2 separate regions of the Homo sapiens genome follow, and region 2 is linked to region 1. Evidence: chromatin loops called from intact Hi-C (ENCODE). Cell type or tissue: CD4-positive, alpha-beta T cell. All regions are shown on one strand. Each heading gives the region's core, and the rest is flanking DNA. Links, peaks and the distances in the headings are about the cores only. Region 1 has its middle 270 kb from the start of RPS4Y2. Region 2 holds the start of LOC105377225 (a long non-coding RNA gene).

Evidence for each region. Hi-C counts contacts between places; a loop is a spot of excess contacts. Peaks named below come from ENCODE experiments on the same cell type or tissue, not always from the same donor. Only the 100,000 strongest peaks of a DNase experiment are listed, where the experiment ranks them.
Region 2: a loop joins it to region 1, with 2.9 times the contacts of the local background. A loop is called at or near these places in 2 of 110 quality-filtered maps.

What each region holds. Positions count from the first base shown.
Region 1 is chrY:21,016,679-21,028,639 of GRCh38, reverse strand. No RefSeq gene overlaps it. Among named protein-coding and RNA genes, the nearest start is that of RPS4Y2, 270 kb to the right of the region's middle. In CD4-positive, alpha-beta T cell, for the core only: no CTCF peak of the experiment used is centred there; a DNase peak (open chromatin) is centred at 6,129.
Region 2 is chrY:21,130,150-21,142,110 of GRCh38, reverse strand. It overlaps LOC105377225 (a long non-coding RNA gene), which reads right to left and starts at 3,478. Exons shown (of 7, transcript XR_007068465.1): 1 at 3,243-3,478. It also overlaps the pseudogene TOMM22P1. In CD4-positive, alpha-beta T cell, for the core only: no CTCF peak of the experiment used is centred there; no DNase peak of the experiment used is centred there; H3K4me3 peaks cover 1,571 bases.

The sequences.
Region 1 (11,961 bases), core at 1,368-9,367:
ATTCTGGACACATTTTGGCTATTTCGAAGAGACCATCACCTATCACCAAGCAGTGAGACCATCACCTATCACCAAGTGGTGAGTACAATTGGACCACTTTCACTTACTATTCTGTCTTATTTTTCTTTAGAATTTGGGGGCTAAATACTGGGCACCTGCCAGCCAGTTAAAAGTGACTAGCACAGCCACTGGACTAAAGAAAAAAGTGTCAGGGCTTTCTGGGAAAGGGCTCTCTAACAATCCCTGACTCTTCAGGGTTGGGAGCGTTGGTTTGCCCAGAACCTGCTTCCACTTTTCCTGTAATTCTGGGCTGAGCCAAGGGTCAACAGAGAGGAAAGTCATTCAGCTCCCGGGGTCGTGACAAGTTGGTTGACCCTGTAGCCATGAGTGGAACTTTCAAAGGCATGTAGCCCAACTAAGACTATAGCTCATCTATCCTATCTATCCTGACCCTTGCACCCAGGGTCCTAATGCCTGCCAGACAAACTTCCTTTTGCCTCTCTTCTCCAAGGCTATCCCTACTTCTAAAAACCACTCCCTCTCTCTGGTGCTTTTCTAGTTTCCTCTTTAAGAATGATTTCTAGTATAAACTCCAGGACTCTGTTACCTTCTTTAGGTAGCTGGGCTCACCAATCAAAAAGACATACTTTTTTTTTTTTTCCCAAATCCAAGTCACAGGGAGGACTATCTGGAATTTTAGCATCCCTCCTCAGACTAACAGGCCTAACAAAAGCTATTCCTAAAGTTAGGATATGGGAAGACTCAGAAATTGTATCCCTCCTATTCATATGAGTAAGGACAAAATGTGTCACTCTTCCAGCCCTGGAGATCCCTTCCATCCCTCAGGGTATGGCCTTCCACTTAATTTTTGGGGTATAACATCTTTATAGGACATGGATAAGGTCCCAATACTAAAAAGAGAATGCTTAGGACTCTAACAGGTTTTTGAGAATGTGTTGGTAAGGGCCACTAAATCCAATTTTTCTCAGTCCTCTTTGTGGTCTAGGAGGACAAGCAAGGGTGCAGGTTTTTGAGAATGCATCAGTAAGGGCCACTAAATCTGACCTTCCTTGGTCCTCCTTGTGATCTGGGAGGAAAACTAGTGTTTCTGCTGCTGTGTTGGTGAGCACAAATATTTCAATCAGCAGGGTCCAGGGACCATTGTGGGTTCTTGGGCAGGGGTTGTGTCTGCTGCTGCATCTATTACAGTTAGCAGGGTCCAGGGATCATTGCACGTTCTTGGGCAGGGAGAGAAAACACTCAGGCATCAACAGGCTCACTCTTGAAATGCATCCTAAGCCATTGGGACCAAATTGACCCACAAACCCTGAAAAAGAGGTGGCTCATTTTTTTCTGCACTACAGCTTGGCCCCAATATTCTCTCTCTGATGAGGAAAAGTGGCCACCTGTGGGAATTACAAATTACAACATTATCCTGCAACTTTACCTTTTCTGTAAGAGGGAAGGCAAATGGAGTTAAATACCTTATGTCCAAGCTTTCTTCTCATTGAAGGAGAATATACAACTATACAAAGCTTGCAATTTACATCCCACAGGAGGACCTCTCAGCTTACCCCCACATCCTAGCCTCCCTACAGCTCCACTTCCTATTAATGATAAGCCTCCTCTAACCTCCCCTGCCCAGGAGGAAATAAGCAAAGAAATCTCCAAAGGACCACAACCCCACCCCCCTCTATCTATTATGTCCCCTTCAAGCTGTAGGGGGAGGGGAATTTGGCCTAACCAGGGTACATGTCCCTTTCTCCCTCTCTGATTTAAAGTAGATCAAGGCAGACCTGGGGAAGTTTTCAGATGATCTTGATAGGTATATAGATGTCCTACAGGGTCTAGGGAATCGCTTGTAGAGATGTCATGCTATTGTTGGATCAAACCATGTCCTTTAATGAAAAGAAGGTGGCTTTAGCTGCAGTCCAAGAGTTTTGAGATATTTGATATCTTAGTCAAGTAAATGATAGAATGACAGTCAAACAAAGGTACAACTTCCCTACCAGTCAGCAAGCCATCCCCAGTATGGATCCCCACTGAAACCTCAACTCAGATCATGGGGACTGTGGTCATAAACATCTCTTGACCTGCGTTCTAGAAGGACTAATGAGAATTAGGAAAAAGAGCATGAATTATTCAATGATGTCTACCATAACTCAGAGAAAGGAAGAAAATCCTTTTGCCTTCCTCAAGTGGCTAAGGGAGGCCTTAAGAAAATATACTCCCGGTCACCTGACTCACCTGAGCCTCAATTGATCCTAAAAGACAAGTTTATTACCCAATCAGCTGTGGATATCAGGAGAAAGCTGCAAAAGCAAGCCCTGGGCCCTGAACAAAATCTGGAGGCACTATTAAACCTGACAACCTCAGTATTCTATAATAGGGACCAAGAGAATTAGGCTCAAAAGGAAAATTGAGATCAGAGAAAGGTCACAGCCTTAGTCATGGCCCTCTGACAAACAAACCTTGGTGGTTCAGAGAGGACAGAAAATGGAGCAGGCCAATCACCCTGTAGGCCTTTTACAAGTGTGATTTGCAAGGACATTTTAAAAAAGGTTGTCCAGTGAAAAACGAGCCACCCCCTGATCTATGTCCACTATACCAAGACAATCACTGGAAGCTGCACTGCCCTTGAGGACAAAGGTCATCTGGGTCATGTGTCCCTCAACCAGATGGTCCAACAACAGGAGTGAGGGTGCCTGGGGTAAGCACCAGCTCATGTCATCACCTTCACTGAGCCCTGGGTATGTTTAACCATTGAGGGCCAGGAAATTGAATTCCTCCTGGACACTGGCATGGCCTTCTCAGTGTTAATCTCCTGTCCTGGATGACTGTCCTCAAGGTCTGTTACCATCTGAGGAATTCTGGGACAGCCTGTAACCAAGTATTTCTGTAACCTCCTCAGTTGTAATTGGGAGACTTTGCTCTTTTCACTTGCCTATCCTGTCATGTCTGAAAGTCCCACACCCTTACTAGGGAGGGATATATTAGCCAAAGCTAGAGGTGTTATCTACATGAATATGGGGAACAAGTTACCCATTTGTCATCCTCTGTTGAGGAGGGAATAAACCCTGAAATCTGGGCATTGGAAGGAATAAACTCAAGCCCCAGTCTCAAGCCTTCTCACAAGATGAAACTTTTCTTTATATGTCATAGAGAGAGCAGGAATAGCTCTTGGCGTCCTTACTCAGACTCATGGGACAACCCCACAACCAGTGGCATACCTAAGTAAGGAGATTGATATAGTAGAAAAAGGCTGGCCTCACTGTTTACAGGTAGTAGTGGCAGTGGCTGTCTTAGTATCAGAGGCTATCAAAATAATACAAGGAAAGTATCTCACTGTCTGGACTACTCATAATGTAAATGGCATACTAGGTGCCAAAGGAAGTTTGTGACTATCAGACAACCACCAGGTACTACTCCTTGAGGGATGGGTGTTTCAAGTGCATATGTATGCAGCCTTCAGCCCTGCAGTGGCTCACAGTGTTCTCGCAGAGGATGGGGAGTTGGTCGAGCATGGCTGTCAACAGGTTGAAGTCCAGATTTTTGCCACCTGAGATGATCTCTTAGAATACCCCTTGGCTAATCCTGACCTTAACATATATAGCGATGGAAATTCATTTGTGGAAAATGAGATTTGAAAGACGGGTTATGTCATAGTTAGTGATGTAACTGTACTTGAAAGTAAGCCTCTTCCCCCCAGGACCAAGGCCCAGTTAACAGAACTAGCGGCACTTACCCAAGCCTTAGAAGTGGGAAAGGGAAAAAGAATAAATGTGAATACAGATAGCAAGTACGCTTATCTAATCCTACATGCCCATGCTGCAATATGGAAAGAAAAGGAGTTCCTAACCTCTGTGAGAACCCCCATTAAATAACACAATTAAATCATGGAGTTATTGCACTCAGTGCAAAAACCCAAGGAGGTGGCAGTCTTACACTGCCAAAGCCATCAATAAGGGGAAGGAGAGGAGAGAACAGCAGCATAAGAAGCTGGCAGGGGCAGGAGAAGACCAGCAGAGAGAAAGAGAAAGACAAAGTCAAAGAAGGAAAGAGAGAAAGAGACAGAAAATCAGAGAGAGGGAGAGACAAAGATAGAGAGAAAGAGAAAGATAGGAAGTCAAAGAAAAGGAGATAGAGAGAAAGAGACAGAGAGACAGAAAGTCAAGCAGAGAAGAAAAGAGAGGAAGAGACAAAGGAGAAAGGAGTCAAAGAGAGAGAAAGAAATAGAAGTAGTAAAGAAAAAACAGTCTACCCTATTCGTTTAAAAGCCAGGGTAAATTTAAAACCTATAATTGATAATTGAAGGTTTTCTCTGTAACTCTAACACTCCAATACGACCTTGTTGTCAGTGAAAACAAGGGCATAGCCCAAAAGTACTGAGGCCACTGATGACCTATAGCCTTCCTATCAAAAATTCTTAACCCAGCAGGCTTCCTGACAGGGTATCTACATCGGAAAATCCGACCAGACATAGGAGGAACTCCCTTCAGGACAGGATGATAGATGATTCCTCCTAGGCAATTAAAAAAAAAAAAAGACACAAGTAAGTGATAAGAAAACTCTTGTAGAAGCAGAGATAGGAAAATTGCCCAATAATTGGTCTGCTCAAACATGTGACCTGTTTGCACTCAGCCAAAACTTAAAGTACATACAGAATCAGGAAGGAGCCATCTATACCAATTTTAAGTTAATATGGAATGAATGAGGTCTTATTAATGGCAAAGAATAATTAAAATCCCACACTTACAAGGTTTTCAACAAAAGTACAGTTTGCTAAAAGTTAACAGTGTGACATATATTATCCTAACTTCTCATCTTATGGAAATCAGACCCTATCAGTGTCCCTGAAAGTTCAAGTCTGTCAGCACAGAGCCATATAACCAATACCCCTACTTATAGTGTTAGGAATGACCACTGCTACAGGAACCAGAATAGCCAGTTTATCTACTTCATTATCCTACTACCACACACTCTCAAAGGATTTCTCAGACAGTTTGCAAAAAATAACAAAATCTATCCTTACTCTACAATCCCAAATAGACTCTTCGGCAACAGTGACTCTCCAAAACCACTGAGGCCTAGACCTCCTCACTGCTGAGAAACGAGGACTCTGCACCTTCTTAGGGGAAGAGTGTTGTTTTTACACGAACCAGTCAGGGATAGTAGGAGATGCCACCTGACATTTACAGGAAAAGGCTTCTGAAATCAGAAAACACCTTTCAAACTCTTATATCAGCCTCTGGAGTTGGACAGCATGGCTTTATCCCCTTTCTAGGTTCCGTGGCAGATATCTTGCTGTTACCAGGCTTTGGGACCTGTATTTTTAAGCTTCTTTTCAAATTTGTTTCCTCTAGAATTGAGGCCATCACAGCTACAGATGGTCTTTCAAAATGGAAACCCAAATGAGTTCAACTAACAACTTCTACTGAGAACCCCTGGACTGTCCCACTGGCCCTTCCACTGGCCTAAAGAGTTCCCCTCTGGTGGACACTACAACTGCAGGACCCCTTCTTCATCCCTATCCAGCAAGAAGTAGCTAGAACTCTTATTGGCCAAATTCCCAACAACAGTTGTAGTGTCCTCTTTAGAGGGGGGATTGATATGTGAATCTGGCTGGGCTTCTGGGTTCAGTGGGGACTTGGATAAATTTTCTGTCTAGCTAAGGGATTGTAAATGCACCAGTCAGCACTCTGTGTCTAGCTAAAGCTTGTAAATGTACCAATTGGCATTCTGTGTCTAGCTAATTGGGTAGGGGACTGTCTAGCTAAAGGATAGTAAATGCAACAATCAGTGCTCTGTGTCTAGCTAAAGGTTTGTAAAGGCACCAATCAGCACTCTGTCAAGATAGACTAATCAGCACTCTGTAAAATGGATCAATCAGTGCTCTGTAAAATGGACCAATCAGTGGGATGTGGGGTGGGAGTGGAAAATAAGGGAATAAAAGCTGGCCACCCGAGCCAGCAGCGGCAACATGCTTGGGTCTCCTTCCACACTGTAGAGGCTTGTTCTTTCACTCTTTGCAATAAATCTTGCTGTTGCTCACTCTTTGGGTCTGTGTCACCTTTATGAACTGTAACACTAACCACAAAGGTCTGCAGCTTCACTCCTGAAGCCAGCGAGACCACAAACCCACAGAGGAAAAAACAACTCTGGCTGTGCCAACTTTAACAGCTGTAACACTCACTGCAAAGGTCTGTGGTTTCACTCCTGAAGTCAGGAAGACCAAGAACCCATCAGAAGGAAGAAACTCTGGACACATCTGAACATCTGCAGGAACACACTCCAGACACAGCATCTTTAAGAATTGTAACACTCACTGTGAGGGTCTGTGTCTTCATTCTTGAAGTCATTAAAACCAAGAACTCATGAAATCCAAACACAAAAGGAGTCAAGGAACAAACCCTAAAATGGGAAAATATTATAATTGTGGAAAAGCTGGACAGTTTAAAAAGGAATGCTGCCAGATCTGAGGACAGAAAGAGACTTAAAATGGAGTGTCCCACCCACTGGAAAAATTCCAGGACTTTGCCGTTGCTATAACAACTGGGCTAATAAGTTCCACTCAAGATTGCAACAGAATGGCATCCGCTGTTGGGGAATGAGATGGGGGCCTGGACCAAGGTCATTCAAACAATGAGAGCATTCCCAGTTCAGACCACAACACCATTTCAGGAATGGTTCCCAGGAGAAACATTGATTTCCTCACCCCAGGAAGACCAGGAAGTGTAGGATTACATGTCCTGGTCAGAGAATGGGTAACATTAGTGGGACGAGAGAAACCCAACAAGATTTCCACTGGCATTTGGGGACCTTCAACAACAGGATGTATGGGACTAATTTTAGGCAAAAGCCATCTTAATTTACAGGGCAATACTGTACCCCCAGGAGTTGTTGACTCTCATTATGAAGGAGAAATTCAAGTAGTTTTAATGTCACGATGTAATACCTAACCTTGTTTTTACTAACCTTGCTTTTAGACTCTCCCTTTCTCCCTTAATCACCTAGCCTTGTTTCCACATGTATAAGCTCTCCCTTGGCTGAGAAAGCCTGATGAACTCCATTTGGCTCCTTCATTTACAAGACGTCAAGGACTCCTTACCCACCCCCTTCCTCAAGGAGTTCACTTGTGTAAGCTGACTCTCAACATATCAAAGAGTCCAATTAACTGATAAGGTACTGAAGCAAGCAATGTACAAAGTTCCCAGGATTTTGCTCAAGAGATAACACCATAACGCCTTGAGTTTCTGTCTGGCAGAGCCCCCATACCTAACATCTTATGATAGATTTAGAGCCCCTGCACCTGGAACTGTTGTCTTCCCTGTAACCATTTGTCTTTTTAAGTTTTTCGCATGTTTTCACTTCTGTAGAATTGTTGCAACTGAGCTCCCCTCCCCTTCCTAAACCAAAGTATAAAGGAAAAGCAAGCCTTTTCCTCGGGGCCAAGAGAATTCCAAACGTTAGCCGTCTCTCTCTCACTGGCTAATAAAGGACTCTTAAATTTGTCTCAAAGTGTGGTGTTCCTCTAACTCGCTTGGGTACAACAACAAGATCTTTGGGTTTTTGAACCAGGAGAATATGTTGCTCAATTATTGTTTATTCCCTGCAAATTACACCCTCCTCCATGAAAGGAGAAACAAGAGAATAAACGGTTTAGCAGCACAACTACATGGGAAATCTATCCATCCCAACCGATAGCCTCTGATAGGCCCACCTGTGTAGTGCAAATTAAAGGAAATAAATTTGGGGGCTTATGGATACGGGAGTTGATGTGTCAATAATATCTAAAGACAATCGGCCCCCATCCTGGCCATTACAATTAACTTCTACATCCTTAGCGGGAGTAGGAACAGCTCAAAGTGTTTAACAGAGTGCTGAGATTTTACCTTTTCCTGGTCCAGACGGACAATGGTGTACTTTTCAGCCTTATGTTGCAAATATAGCTATCAATTTATGGGGTCAAGACTTACTTACAGCATGGGATATGAGACTTACAAATGAAAACTTTGATAACCTAGGATTTAAAATGTTGAAGGACATGGGACATCAGAGTGGAAAATATTTAGAGAAATTCCTACAAGGAAACCCTAACCCAATATCAATAACTGGAAAGAAAGGTTAAACCCTGCCAGGAGACTCTTCACTAAATTTCCCATGGCAGTTGGCCAAAGAGGCAGAATTTGGAGTTGCAGCTTGTAGAACAAATGCTTTAGCAATGGCATGCCTCCCAGCTACACCTGCAGAAACCTTTGCTTTCATTATCCCTCAGACAAAATTTTGTAGTTTTATGAATTCCATTCTTTCATTCTTCCTGTGATTACTCATCACAAGCCTATTCCAGGTGGACAGACTTATTTTACTGATGGCTCTTCTAAAGGTCGTGCCACTCTCTATGGACCTAAACATACTCAAACAATAATGCCCTCTGGGGCTTCAGCTCAATTCTCAGTGCTAACTGCAGTCATTCAGATTTTACAGCTCACAGCTGCAGATCCTACCAACATTGTCTGTAATTCAGCTTATGTTGTAAATGTAGTCGGTCACATAGAAACTGCTACAGTTAAAGGTACGCTAGACCCAGAACTGACAATAGACACTTATTCTCATATGCTGCATGCTACATGCCAAACAGGTTCTGAGATTACTGATTAATCAGTATCAGCCACTGAGGAAAGAAAATGGAAATATGGAGACCAATAACACTATGAAGAGAGGTCAACAAGTCTGGAAAATAACCAGAGAGCATGTATATATGAAGGTCATAGAAGATTACCACTCTCTAGTACGTAGTATAAAGTTCTTATTTGGTACAGAGAGTGTCATCATGAATCCTGGTGCGTAGTTGAGATTGTGTTTTTTCTTTTATTTTCTTTTCCTTTTTGAGATGGAGTTTCACTCTTATCACCCAGGCTAGAGTGCAATGGTGTGACCTCAGGTCACTGCAAACTCTGACTCCCATGTTGCAAGTGATTCTCCTGCCTCAGCTTTGCAAGTAGCTGGGATTGCAGCCATACACCAAAATGCCTGGCTAATTTTTTTTTTTTTTTTTTTTTTTTTTTTTTTTTTGGATTTTTAGTAGAGGCGGGGTTTTACCATATTGGCCAGGCTGGTCTCAAACTCCTGAACTCAGATGCTCTGCCAGCCTCAGCCTCCCAAAGTGCTGAGATTACAGATGTGAGCCACTGCACCTGGCCACAATCGGGTTTCTTATGTTTGCACATTGCCAACTGATAAAGTTGGCATTATAATAGTCATTCTCACAATCCATTGTGGGGGTTCTGAATATCACATGCAGAAAGAGTCCACAGTTAAAACTGTGACTGTCATATGTGAACATATAGCCACAGTTGAAATATAACCTATTTCTAAACCCAGCTCACAGGCAGGTAAAGACCCTCTTATTTGGACCAAGTCAATTGGAGAGAGGACCGAGTCAATTGGAGAGACGTTGACTCTCATATCTGTGCTGGACACAGCTGAGTTTATGTGTCCATACCAGTAAAAAGGCTTCAGAACACATCGAGACTCTTTTTTATTTTTTCTTTTCTTTCAGGACAGAGTTTCAATCTTGTTGCCCAGGCTCGGGTGCAATGGTATGATCTTGGCTCACTGCAACCTCTGCCTCCCGGGTTCAAGTGATTCTCCTGTCTCAGCCTTCTGAGTAGTTGGGATTGCAGGCACCCAACACTACACCTAGCTAAATTTTGGTATGTTTAGTAGAGATGGAGTTTCACCATGATGGCCAGGCTGGTCTTGAACTACTGACCTCAGGTGATCCATCCACTTCGACCTCCCAAAGTGCTGGGATTACAGGCACGAGCCACTGCACCCAGCCCAGACTCTCATTTATATTGTATAAAGCTTTCAGATAGTGTAGAAAGTTTATGGAACCCAGCACACAGGTGGAATTGTGCATTCATATGCACATCCAGCCAACAGCAAAGATTTTCATTCTCCCACGGGAACGCGGCCCATTGATGAGGTTTTATATCTAACAGCCAAAAGTTTGCAGTCAAAAGGCAGTCAAAAGTTTAAAAACTTACTCTCATACATCATTCCAGTCCATGGTTAGGTTGGTCACCCTCAAACAAAAATTCAGCACACTGTGTGTGCTGTGTGTGGCTGTGGCTCCCTGAAGGAGACAAAGTCTGCAGGAGAGGTTGAGGCTTTTATGGCCAGATTAAGTCCACTATTGAGATTGTGACTAGTATACTTAGATCCAACATACAAGAAAATTCACCCTCATGCATGAAATCAAGACATTTGTGGGATCATTAGTACCATCACTTAAAGCCTCCTGCAGGTACCATTGTGACATGCTTCTGTCTAGCACCTTAGTGATTTGAGTGTCCTGTGTGGGCTAAGCCCACAGATGGTTTTGCTTCAAATCGCTGAGCCCAGCACTTCGGGGATGTGACTCTGTTTTTATTCGTTGGTATTGCCCACAAAGGACATTGTGACATACCACTGGGCTTACTCTTTAGTTGATATGAGTCTCCTCTCCTGCCTTGGTGCTCTTCACTGGTGGAATTTTGACATATCTCTGCATTCCACACCCAGATAATGTAAGTCTCCTGCCTGGTCTTGCCACCATGGGCCACTGTGTCATATTGCTTGGTCCAGCTCTGAGACAATATAACCCTCCTGCCTGAACCCTGCATACAGAGGGCATTATGGCATAGCTCTGCACCCATCACCCAGGTGATCTGACTGTCTTCTTCTGCCTAGGGGAAATTGTGACATATTTGGCCAAACACCTAGCTGATGTGACTTCTTCCTAGGTTCTGTTCTAAGGACAGACAGTGACATATCACTGGGCTCAACTGAAAGGTACCATTACTCTTGTTTCTGGAACCTATTCTCTGATTGCAATGTGACATATATGTGGGCTCAGCACCAAGGTAATGTCAATCTGATGCCTGGCCCTGCTTAGATGGGGCATTGTGACATATCCTGGGCCCATAAACTATTTGGCATAACTCTTTTCTCTTACTTGGCTTTCCCCATAGGAGAGATTGTTACATATCTCTTGGCCCAACACCTAGATAGATAATTCAACTCTCCTCTGTTGCTTAGTCCATGTCCACGGAAAGGACAATGAGTTGTCACTGGGACCTGCACACAGATGATGTGCTATGTCACCTGGTCCCTACTCACAGCGGTCATTGTCACTTATTGGTGTGGTCATTTCCTAGATGGTATGACTCTCATTTCCTTTTTAGGACTTGTTCACAGTGGGGATCATAACGTGTTGTTTGGCCTAGCCCCTAGGATATGTGACTGTCCGTTTCTTATTAAGCCCTGCCCACAGAGTACATAGTGACATATCTCTGAGCCTTCACCTAGGTGATGTGGCTCTCATGCCTGAGCCCTTTACTCAGGGAGTATTGTGACATATTGCCAACCCTAGCACATAGGTTATATGATTCTCATCTCATGCCTGGGCCACACCCATGTGGGAAAATGTGGCATAGAGCTGGGTCCAGCCCCTAAGATATGTGACTCTCCTCCTCTTTCTGGGTCCTATCCAGGGAGGACATTGTGTCATATCTGTAAGGAGTTTACCTAGGTAATGTGACCTATCTGCATGGTCCCTCCACTCAGGGGATGTTGTGAGATATTGCTGGACCCAGTGATGGCAGTGGTGGCCCATGTGGTGTTGTTTATGTGAAGGCACCAGCTTCATGAGGATGTATGGCAGGGGTTGCATGCTTCATGGAGCCAGTGAGAGCCAAGGATATGTGGGAACCTCACCTTTTACCAAGTTAGAGGGGTGGAAGTCCCATGCTCCTGGGCACAGCTGCAGCTGTCCAGCCACAGATCCAGATCCAGGAATCCAGGTACTCTTGAGGGATGAGGGTTTCCCTCTTTTTTCCTGCAGGTTCAGTAGGGCCTGCTCCCACTGTCTGGCATTTCTCCACTCCTGGTGTCTGCTCTGATTTTGGAGGAAAATTG
Region 2 (11,961 bases), core at 2,684-10,683, 110 kb before region 1:
GAGAGATACTTATTCACCTCTAATTCCAGGGATTTCATAAGGAAAACAGAAATTTTTTCCCAAAATGGGATTTGTAGTGCTTTTCCTGCTTTCCCAAGGAGTCCCAGGCTACCATAAATTATTTTAGGGTTTTTTATACATGCAGCAAAAGTAGAAAGACACAGTGGAGAACATTAATTCAGTTAATTGGGAAAATACCTTTTCAATGAAACAACATTGATGAAGAGAAAAATATAAAGGCATTTTGAATATACTTACAGCTTTGATCTGCAACAAATCCTACATGGAGAAAGGGAAATTAATGTGAGCAATGCCTTTAACCACAGCCACTTCCCAGAAAGGGAAAGGCAGATGTGATTTTTGAATTGGTAACAGATGGAGAACGAGTAGTTGGGTTGGGGGCTAAGGGTTTGGAGGCAGGAGGGGCCACTGGGGTAGAGGATTTGGATGGGCAAGGAGTCGATGCAGGGAATAAGAATACAGAGGGGCTTTATCTACTGGGTTAAAAGGAGTTTCATAGTAAGGAAAGACCTGGGGAGGATTTTTATTAAAAAGAAAGATTTTATGAGCAGTGCAAGCTTGACACAGTGGAAGGTTACATTTAAGGTAGACATCAAAGAAAGCCTGAATATAGAGAACCAGTTGCCATTTGCCATCCCTCGCTGTAAAGTTGTTAAGCTTCCTGAGAATTTGCAAGTCAAAGGTATGATTTTTGGGCCATCGACTGTCATTATCTAATGTGTATTGGGACCAGGCCATGTTACAGTAAAAGACTAAATGCTTCTGTCAAGTTTTGCAAGATTGTGAATGAGACAGTACAGTGGAGAGGGCTTAGGAATGTGGGATTGTTTGGTGAGAAAAACTAGAAAGATTTTTAGACAGGGCCTATTTCAGCAACTTTCTTCTGATATCAGGGGCTGCCTGAGTATTGAACCTGTTTTTTACTGAACTGGAAGACAGGGAAGTGTGTCTTACTAAAGCTTCTCTCAGTCTCTCCAAGAAGGCAGGTGGATTTCCATATATTTTCTGGTGCAACTCATACAGTTGAGAGTAATTAAGAGGTCTTGTTCTGCTTATTTCCAAGTCTTTTTAAATGTATATCAGAAATTCTTTTAATTTCCACTCATTTATGAGATCACTCAGGCTCCAATTAGGGCTTTTAAGGGAGCCTCATTTTTCTTACTATTGGGAATGGGGACCCTGTCTCTCCTTATCCTCTTTTATCCCTTAGATTTTTTCCTTTCAAGATTTTTAGACTGGCTATAGGAGTTACGCTGTTTATCTCCAAATGTTTCTGCTGCCTGCAAGACTGCCTGCTTTTCTGTAACAGTTAGGGTTTTGGCTTAAATGTAGCATAGCATCTCTCCATGTAACATGAAACATTTGGGTCAAATTTTGGAAAACCTCTCTATGTTTATTAGGGTCATCAGAGAACCTACCTAGTTCCCCCTTTATTTGTGTAAGTTCCTGCAATGAAAAGAAAACTTGAGGTGGTGATTAATAAGGGGCATTCTGAGATGGTTTCTTTAGAAATTGCTTTTCTAACTCTGCGGAATTATTCTCCATGGGACTACCTGCCATGACTGTTAAAAAAGCTGGGTTGATCTCATAATGCTTGTGAAGGTTTAGTAAAAAATGTCATGCTCTCGTGCAAAAGAAAATGGTCACCTTTTTCTTCAAAGTCATCGGGTCAAAGTAGTTCTAAAAGTTTCAGAGTGCACTCAGAGGGGTGCAGATTAAAGTTGGACTGTCACCTCTCTAGAAAAATAGACAAGAAAAGAGGCATCCCTCTGTCTCCTGCTTTTTTTCAGTGTGACCCAGGGAGGAGAAGAAGACAGTAGGAGTGTCCCACAGACTGTTATTTCTCCTTGGCTCCTGGGTCCCAGCATTGTGTTGAATATGCCACCAGTGGTTTCAAGTGTGACCTTCAAATGATGGTAGCAGAGGAGCTAAGCAATGGGGCAAGCCATGCTCACCCAAGTGGCTTTAGTCCTCTGATGGTGATTATTCTTTGACCTCGTAGACTTGGGTCTGGGTCACTCCTTGATGGATGGGTCTCAGGAAAGACTATGTGACAGTTGCATCTGGGCATCTGCTGGACTTCCCTCCTTAATGGAGGAAGTGTTTTAGTATTATCTTTGGTTTCCCTTGCTATGGCCCTAGTGAAACATTGAAACCCCAAAGAATGAGACTGATTCACTTTCAAACATAAAACCCATTTCTGGTGTAAATGCCAATGTAGCTGAATGTAGAACAGGTGCCTTAAAAGAACATATAAATGGAATGGCCGTCCTCTTACTGTTAAAGCTGGAGCTTTGCTGTTTTCAAATGGGGCATGAAGCCTAGTCTCTAATAGAGGGATATAAAAGGGAGATAACCAGAGTTTTTAGACAAAGGGCCAACAAGGCTCCCAGTGGGGAAAAATAAATCCCATTCCCCTACGTAGTGCTGTAGGGTCTGAAATATTAGGTAAAAACTGTGACTCCATCCTTTCAGGCAGAAGTTAGAAAAAGAGGTTTCAGTTTAATTGGCTGTTCCTATAATATTCCTCCCAGCACAAGAAAATTAACTTGTTTCATAAAGAATTGTTTAAATTTATTGGGCAATGCTGGGATTTTACATGGAGGGAAAAACCAACCCAAATGGGGAGGGAAAAACCAACCCAAATGTAGAGGGAAGAAACAATCCAAATGGAGAGAAAAGAGGATATTCACTTGGGGTGAAATATTTGACCATATAGTGTCATGAATGTCTATTATTGAGGGGTAGAAGAGACCTTACTAAGTGAATACTTAGACAGAAATCTTGAACTCCTCTGTCTCGAGGAAATCACAAAAACACAGTTTCTTGAAGTTACATTCCTGGTTACAAAAAAAGACACCAACTTACTCTACCAAGCAAGATTATATCTCTAGGCTGAAAAAACACCTGCAACATTGTATACAATGAAGAGATAGGTGACATAATAGCCATGGGAGAAAAGAAGGAAAATGTAAGAGGGAAGGTCCTTGTGCTGACACACTGGTGGGCTGTCAAGGATTGGAGTAGTCTTCAGATAACACTGAGGACCTTCAGATAACACTGAGGGTTAGTCCCAGCCAGAAATCTTGAATTTTCCTAGGACCTTCTTCCAATCCCACATGTTGGCTTAGGTCCTCTGTGAAAGGAAACTAGATTGGAATAGATGAGAAGACTCATAGATGAATGTAAATAGTTAAAGGTAAAAGTCGGCTCTTACTCACCCTTCTGATGAATTCCCTCCTTCCAAGCCAATGGATCAAAATATGTTGCATTCTTGCCAATGCACCTTAATTTGGAAGTTTCTTGTTGTCTGAAGAAGTACTCCAGGTTTTTTGTTCTTTATCCAAGACAAAAAAATTAAGAATTGTAAACACAAAGATAAAGTTGGAGTGAAAGTTTAATATGAAAAAAAAAAAAAAAAGCTCTCCACAGCAGAGAGGAGTCTGAGTGCATTGCTGGGTTACATCTGAATTCGAAAGCTTTTATAAGAAACTCCTCTCATGTCTGTAGCAGTTTGAGTAACTTCTCTTATCAGTAAACCTGTGTGTGCAACTCCCCTTATCTTATGTAGCTGTGGGTATGCCTCCAGGCAAGCACACAGTGCCACTTATTTTCCTTGTATAAAGTGGGTTGTTTTTGATAAGCCATCCTCAGCCCTGTGCATATTTCCACCACATATATGCCTGAAAGGGAGATACCTTTTTTTTTTCCCTAGGATTTCACTAATTATACAAATTGCTTATCTGTGTGCAGGTGCAGCCTGAGTTTTTCCAAAATGGTTCTTTTTTTCTTATCCCTCAATACCTATTGAAGCTCCCCAAATGAAGCAGTTAACATGCTAAATATGCAAGTCATGTTAGACTGGCTTTATGATGGCTGAGATATCCTCCCACCAAATATGCTTATTAACAAGTTCATGGTAAATTTCTGGGCTAAATGAGCCTCTTTTTACATGGGTGTCTCTCCCACAGAATCAAAGGACTTTTTAAAAAGCCTTATCAAATTTGCTATCCCTAACAGGTCATACAGATGCAACTTCCTGATGGGAACCCAAATCTTTTTCACCTGAAGAGTTAAAAAGATCTCGGGAGTAAAGAAAAAAAAAGTTGGGGGGAAGTTCCTAAGACCAGAATATAGTAACATATAGGTTAATATAATTACAAAACTTAACATATGTAAACAAGCTTTATGTAAGGTATTTGTAACCCTTTTACCTAACAGTCTTATGAAAATGGGTACTATATCGCCAGCTGTGGTGGCTCACACTTGTAATCCCAGCACTTTGGGAGTCTGAAGGGGGTGGATCATGAGGTCAAGAGGTCAAGACCAACTTTGCCAACAAGGTAAAACTCCGTCTCTACTAAAAATACAAAAATTAGTGGTCCCAGCTACTCGGGAGGCTGAGGCAGGAGAATTGCTTGAACCCGGGAGGCAGAGGTGGCACCACTGCACTCCAGCCTGGTGACAGAGTGAGACTTCATGTTAAAAACAAAACAAAACAAGGAAGTGGGTACTATAGCTAACTGGGGCATAATTCATCTGTCTAGTACTATAAACTGAAGACATATAAATATGTTCTCTTAGGAAATGTTAATTGGACATACTAAATGGAAACTAGTAAATTGCCTATGCCCACAAAATATAAAGTAAACACTTAAGTGTTAGTTGGGACAAATCCTCCAGTGTGTGTCCCTTTATGTGGAGCTTTTATCGTGGCTGAAGTAAGAAACTATGAGTACCTTTCAATGACAATGACTGAACTAGAGAATTTCTATTTGCTGGGGCATTTACTGCCTTTCTATGAAATATTAACTGAAGCTACCCATATGCTAATGGAAATAATGTTTCCCAAAAGAGTTCCATCATAAAATAAAAATGGTTAACATAAAATATTGCTACCTAACAGGCAGAGATCCTCTGTCCTAGGATGAATTGTGAGAAACTGCTACATTCTAGAGTGTCTAATAACTCTCAAACTCAGTTTCAGTGGGGCTGAAATCTTAAATCTCCTGATGAGCTTTGGGGCCAAAAAGCTGTGCACTTCTGCTCTGATTGTACTTTTTTGGCATCACTTAAATATTAAAACAGAGTTTGATTTACTGGAGCAGCATCTCATGCAGTCAAAAAGACAGAAAAATCATAGAAACAAAGAAAAATGTGTTCTTTAAGAAAAGCCAGACCGATGAAGAAAAAAAAAAGAGAGTCAAATTACTAAAATCAGAAATAAAGGGTGAAGAACATTCATGTCAGTCTTACACCAGGTCCTGTTGGGGGTGGGGCTGAGGGGAGGGAACTTTGAGGATGGGTCAATAAGTGCAGGAAAAACCACCGTGGCACACATATACCTACGTAAAAAACCTGTAATTTCTGCACAGGTTATTTTTAGAAGAAATAAAGAAAAACAAAAATTTTATAAACAGAAGAAAGAAGAAAGAAAGAAACGGAAAGAGAGAGAGAAAGAAAGAAACAAAGTTAGTTTATTTAAGGGGCATGTACTACGACCTTGCTCTGGGACAGTGACTAAAGCTACCTCTATGATGGAGGACATGAAGTAATTTTGACACTTGATCTTGACATCTGAGCTGGTTCCTAGGAAACGCTCTAATAAGGGAAGCAATACCCAAAAGATATGAAATACATGAAAAAGTGCAAATCTGTTATAAAGGATGATTCTACTGGTGGACTGCAAGGAGGAGATACTCATGAGCAGAGAGCCTGTTTTACCCTACACCTGACTCTAGAACAGTGAGGAGCTGCTGGATTCTACAGAGCCTGACAAAGAGCTATCAATTGACCAACAAAGAGCTGCTGGGTTTGTGGATGACAGTTACAAGGTGAATGAGCAACATGTATGGAGTCTTCTACTTTGATTAGAAAAAAAAAAGAAGAAAACAAGGTGGCTCAGGGAGCTGAACTGCATGCTGTTTTCCCACAATAATGAAAGAATTAACTCTGTTTTGAGTTTTCACTAACTAACTCATGGGTAATGGCTAGCCAATGCCCTGCTTGGTCACATGGTCAGGCAGAAGGACAATGACCAATTTAATTGGCCAATTAAAACAATGCCAGTATGGGGCATGGCCATGTAGAAATTACTATAGAAACTTCAGGGGTGCATAAAAGTAAGACAAGTGGATGCCCACACAAAGTGCCCCCTTCCATACTCAAAAAGTAAGACAGATGGATACACCCAGAAAAAGCCCCCTTCCAGAATGTGACTAGAATTGATAAGTAGATATCCCCATGTGTTCCCTTGAGGTGGTCACTTGCAGCCATGAAATGGATGTATATGGGGTTTCTGCAGCAGTGCAGATATGGGCCAAATCTAGATAAGTCCTCTTACATTGTCTCAGGCCATTAAGGCCAGTAAGAACCGCTATGCTTGTCAGCCAGCAAGACATATACTGCAGATGGCTCTGGAGCAGAGTTTCTGGTGAGAAAGCCCTGTACATGTCTGGCAAGCAATACCAAGACTGGTATTCTCAAAGGGGACAGAGAATAGAGGAGTAGACACTGAGTCTGGAGTGGGCTTCCATTACATGGGGGAAGATGCTAATTCTCAGAGTGCCACACAATAAATAGAACAGAAGATATTGCATGGATTTGGATGGCTGACTGTCATTTCTTTAGATCAAAAAACATTCTGTACAGCCCATAATATCCAACAATAGGCAGAGAGGTATCCTCCCCAGAGTAATGGTGTGATTAAAACTATTGTAAAATAGGCAATTAAAACACTGATTGTCTAAAATGGGTGGAGATGAAAGCATAAAGGACTGGCTTCCATGTCTTCCTAAGTGTGCTCTGACTTAACATGCATGGAATAAACAATGTGTCTTCACTAGAGTTTTCTATTTTCCAGATCGATCTGGGGATAAGTGGGTGACAGGGTTGTTAGCAGCACTGAATCCAGTGCGGCATTGAAACCATATGGGTCTACAGCAACTTCAGTTCTTGCCTCATCAGAAAAAAAGTATTTGTCTGAGGCACATAAGGCAGGGAAATAGACTGAGGCAAGTTCTAGTGCAGAAGTGAAAGTGTATTAAAAAGGTTTTCGATCAGGAAAGAAAGAGAGTAAAGTAGCTTGGAAAGGGCCAACCAGATGACTTGCTCTTAAGTCATCTTGAATCAAGTACCAGGTTTAACCTCTGACTTGCAGTCATATATGTTGGTATAATTCTGAGGTCTTGCATACTTTCTCTCCTTATTCTTCCTTTGTAGCAAGCTGTCTGCATGTGAAGTGCCCTGCTAGCACTTGGGAGGGGACACATTCTCAGTTTGTTTACTGAAGTTGTGTGAATGTGGTACATTCTTTCCTTACCAGTCAAGGGTTCCTAGAAGGTCATACACCAGTTACGTTCTGCTATTTTGCCTCTTACTGCACATGCTTGGGCACAGTGACCCAACTCCTGATATCTTACTTAGAAGCTATTAATCACAAGTTTTAGATGTTTTTATATTTTGGGAACCGACCTTGCTCTGACACTGGTAATGAGCAACTTTTATTATAGAGAGACAGTTTAGCAACTGCCTGACCATCACCTGATGGTCACCTGACAGAGATGGGGGTCTCTTCTGCCCTGTTCATGCCTGACTACCTACTTACTGTAACTGGAGGACCCTGATATGACCATGAAATTCTTGGCAAGGAAGAAGCACACTGGTGTAACTATTATTTTTTCTTTATTCCCCAAATCACTTCAAATTTTCTTTCTCCCCTGCCTGATGCAGTAGTCTTAGGATCAAGGCTGCAATGGCAAGTGCAGAAAGCATAAATAATATCCAAACAAGAAACCATAACTATATATTCAAATGTTACTTCAGAATTCCTAAGGGCCTATTGGGGGTGGGTTGTGTCTTCACTCTATTCAGGAAAAGTGGGTCTAATAGTAAATGCAGTTGTATTTTCTGGTGGAAAAAAAAACCCTATTCATTTCTATTTTTATGTAGATAACTTTATCTGAATGGGAGTGTATCTGAATGAGAGTGGACTGAGGAGAAGCTACTTGCTGGATTGGTATAGCTGCCTACAATCTAAACTAGAACAGGATTCTAAACTGAGGAAAATTTACCATCACCTCAAAAGAATTTCAGAGCAAGAGATAATGAGTCTTAGCTCATTTACACCAGATGCCTGCAAGAGTAAAGTTGTGTGTTTCCCAACATCACTCTTGCTTTAGAACCTGACAAGATTGAAAGGAAGCCTGAAACCTGAATGAACTCATCCTAGGAGACATTACTACAATATGATGGATCGAACTAATTATCAATGGTGAAATGTGACTGTAGTCATGTGGCCATATCTTTTGAGTTGTATGTTCATTTCATGTAAGGGATCCAAGTTTTAACATGGTGGGTGTATTAGTTCATTTTTATGCTGCCAATAAAGAGATACCCGAGACTGGGTAATTTACGAAATAAAGAGGTTAAATGCATTTACAGTTACACATGGCTGGGGAGGCCTCAAAATCACAGCAGAAGGCAAGGAGGAGCAAGTCACATCTTATGTGAATGGTGGCAGGCAAAAAAGAGAGCTTGTGTAGGGAAACTCCCCCTTATCCAACCATTAGATCTCATGAGACTTATTCACTATCATGAGAACGGCATGAGAAACACCTTCCCACATGGTTCAGTAACCTCCCACCAGGTACCTTTCACACATGGGAATTTGAGATGAGATTTGGTTGGGGACATCACCAAACCATATCAGAAGTGTTGAAGTGGGTGGTGGGATGGTGGAAAGGTGTGAAATATATATTGTGAAATATATATCATGAAATATATATTTGATCTTCCCCTCTATTTCCTGGCATATGATACCTTAATCCTTGGGATTTCCAATGTGCTGCAAAGTGCTTTCTTTTTTTATGTCAGCTAATGAACACTGATAGCTTTAGAATTGGGCTCATCACAAGAAAGACCAAAGCATGCTTAGAGGGTGGAAACATTCAGCCCCACACCCTAACCTGCAGCAAGGAGACAAGGGCTGAAGGTCAGTTTGACCACCAATGGCCAATGGCTTAATCAATCATCCCTAGTAATATAGTTTGAATACGTTTCCCCTACAAACCTCATGTTGAAATGGGATCTCTAATATTGGAGGTGGGGTCTTGTGGGAGGGGTTTGGGTCATGGGGGTGAATCTCTGGTAAATAGTTTGGCACCCTTCCCACACTAATATGTTCACATGAGATGCATTGTTACAAAGACTGGCGGACTATCTCCTCTCTCTTGTTTCCTCTCCTACCACATGACATACCTATTCCCCTTTCACCTTCCATCATGACTGAATGTTTCCTGAAGCCTCACCAGGAGAAGATGTTGGTGTCATGCTTCTTGTACAGCCTGCAGAGCTGTGAGTCATGTGATGCTGCTTCTTTTAATATACACAGCTTAGGTATTTAATTATAGCAGCACAAAATGGACTAATACCCTGATGTAATGGAACCTCCATAGAAATCTAAGGAGACAGAGTTCAGAGAGCTTCCAGGTATTGGAACACATGAAGCTTCTTTTTTTGTTGTTTAGACAGAGTTTTGTTCTTCTTGCCCAGGCTGGATGCAGTGGTGCAATCTGAGCTCACTGCAACATCCGCCTCCCAGATTCAAGCAATTCTTCTGCCTCAGCCTCCCAACTAGCTGAGATTACAGGCATCCCACCATGCCCAGCTAATTTGTTTCCATATTTTTAGCAGAAATGGGTTTTCATCATGTTTGCCAGGCTGGTCTTCAACTCCTGACTTCAGGTTATCCACCTGCCTCAGGCTTCCCAAAGTGCTGACATTGCAGGCATCAGCCACTATGCCCAGCTGAAGCTTCTTGGAAGGCGGCATGCTCAGGGAGGCATGGAAGACTCATGCCCCTTTCCTCATTCCTTGCCCTGTGCATCTGTTCATCTGTATCCTTTGCTACATCCTTTATAATAAGTTGGTAAGTGTTACATTAACATACCCCCAAACAACTATTAAAGCTAGTAAATGAACTCAGTAATTTTTCAGAATACAAGATTAGATTGCAAAAATTGTTTACACTAATAAAAAAAGTATGAAGTAAATTTTAGTTGGACTTATTTTAAATATTTAAATACAAAAAGTGAACAAATGCTTCTGTTTTTGTTTATTTGTTTATTTACATACACACAGGTCTAACAGCCAAAATGTGCAGAGAAAATGAGCTCTTGCTTTGTCCTCTATGGTTTCCATGCTATGGCTGAAGGTGTAGCTGGCCTCCCTCCTCCTCCAGCCACACAGAGATTCATAGTGGCTGCTTTGCACTATGGGTTTAATGCATTTTGTCTATTTCATATTGTTGCATTGTCCCTCCTGGAAATCTAGAGTCATATATATATATATATATATATATATATATATATATATATACACACACACACACACACACACACACACACACACACACACACTTATATATATATGTGTATATGTGTGTGTATATATATGTATATGTGTGTATACACACACACACACACACACACACACACATACATATATATAAGCAGTCATTAATGGGAAAAAGAATCTCTCACTGGCACCAGTTCTTACTCCATAATGGGAAAGTGAAATCTTACAGTTAGGGATAAATTAGTGAAAGAAGTGGGGTGGCTGGAGCTGGAATAACATCTGCATGGCTGCACTCTGGTATCAGAGTGAACAAAAGTATGTCAGGATAGTGTGGAGGACACCATTGCAAGTAGAATCTCTTTGTGAGACTATGTGAGGAGAATTCTTTTCCCCAGGTTTAGCTAATGTGCCAAAGTTAAAAAAGAATCAAATAATCAACTTTTAAAACTTCTCTCACTGTGACAGCCCATATAGAGCAATCACAATCTAGGTCATCCCAAGAAGTAAAGATAGAGTGCCTGACAGAATGCCTTCTTCCTTACAGCCCTAAAAGCCTAGAGAAGTGTCTTTTGCTTCTATCATTGCTGCTTTTGCTCCACTTGCAACTTCTCAGTCTCAAAGATGAAAGCAAGAACGAGTAACATAAAGGAGGTGGTCTCAATAGACACAGCTGCCCTGGAAAACCTGTACATTTTCTGAGTCACAAAGAGGAGGAGATTGTAAGTGGCATGGACTGTGCAACTGAACCATCTCTGGAAACATCTTCATCAGGACCTACAGTGTCTGCCACAGGGTCTCATCTAGGTCTTCCTTTTCATTGTTGTACTCTCATAGCTCCTCTCCAGTCTTCTCCATGTTACCTTTACAGGAGAAATTAATCAGAAACAGGGGTCCCTGGCCCCAACTGTCACCCTTGTCTGAGCACCAGTGGCAGCAATGACAGCAACCATGGCTGTTGGACAACTAAAATAATTTTTTACCAAAAAGTGGTATTTAAAATAGCATGTAACTATTTTTAAAAATAAAAGTAATCAAAAAATAATACAAAACGGGGTCAACAAACAAAATTAAAAGATCCAGTCTACAAAATTCTTAAGCAAATATATGGAAGCATCTTTCCTAACCTTGAATTTGTCTTTCAATTTGTAAATATGACACCAACAAAAAAAGGAACAAAACTTTAAGCCATAGATAAATTGAAGTTGTTTAAGATGGAAAAGTATGTCACAAGACTATCTACAGAGAGTCAAAAGACAACCTACAAAATGAGAGAAAACATTTTCAAATTGTAGATTTCATAAGCATCTGGTATCTAGACTCTATAAACAACTGCCACAACCCAATAACAAACTGCCAAACAATCTATTTACCAGATGGGCAAAAATCAAGCAAGTAAACAACAATAGAAAACAAATATGGAAACCCCATATGAAATAAATACTCTCCAAAGAAAATAGACCAATGACAAACAAGCACAAAAAAAAAAAAATTCTGGATGACATTGGTCATTAGAGAAATCCCACTGAAATTGTGCAGCTTAAAATATTTAATTGTTAATTTTATGTTTTGTGAATTTTATTTTAA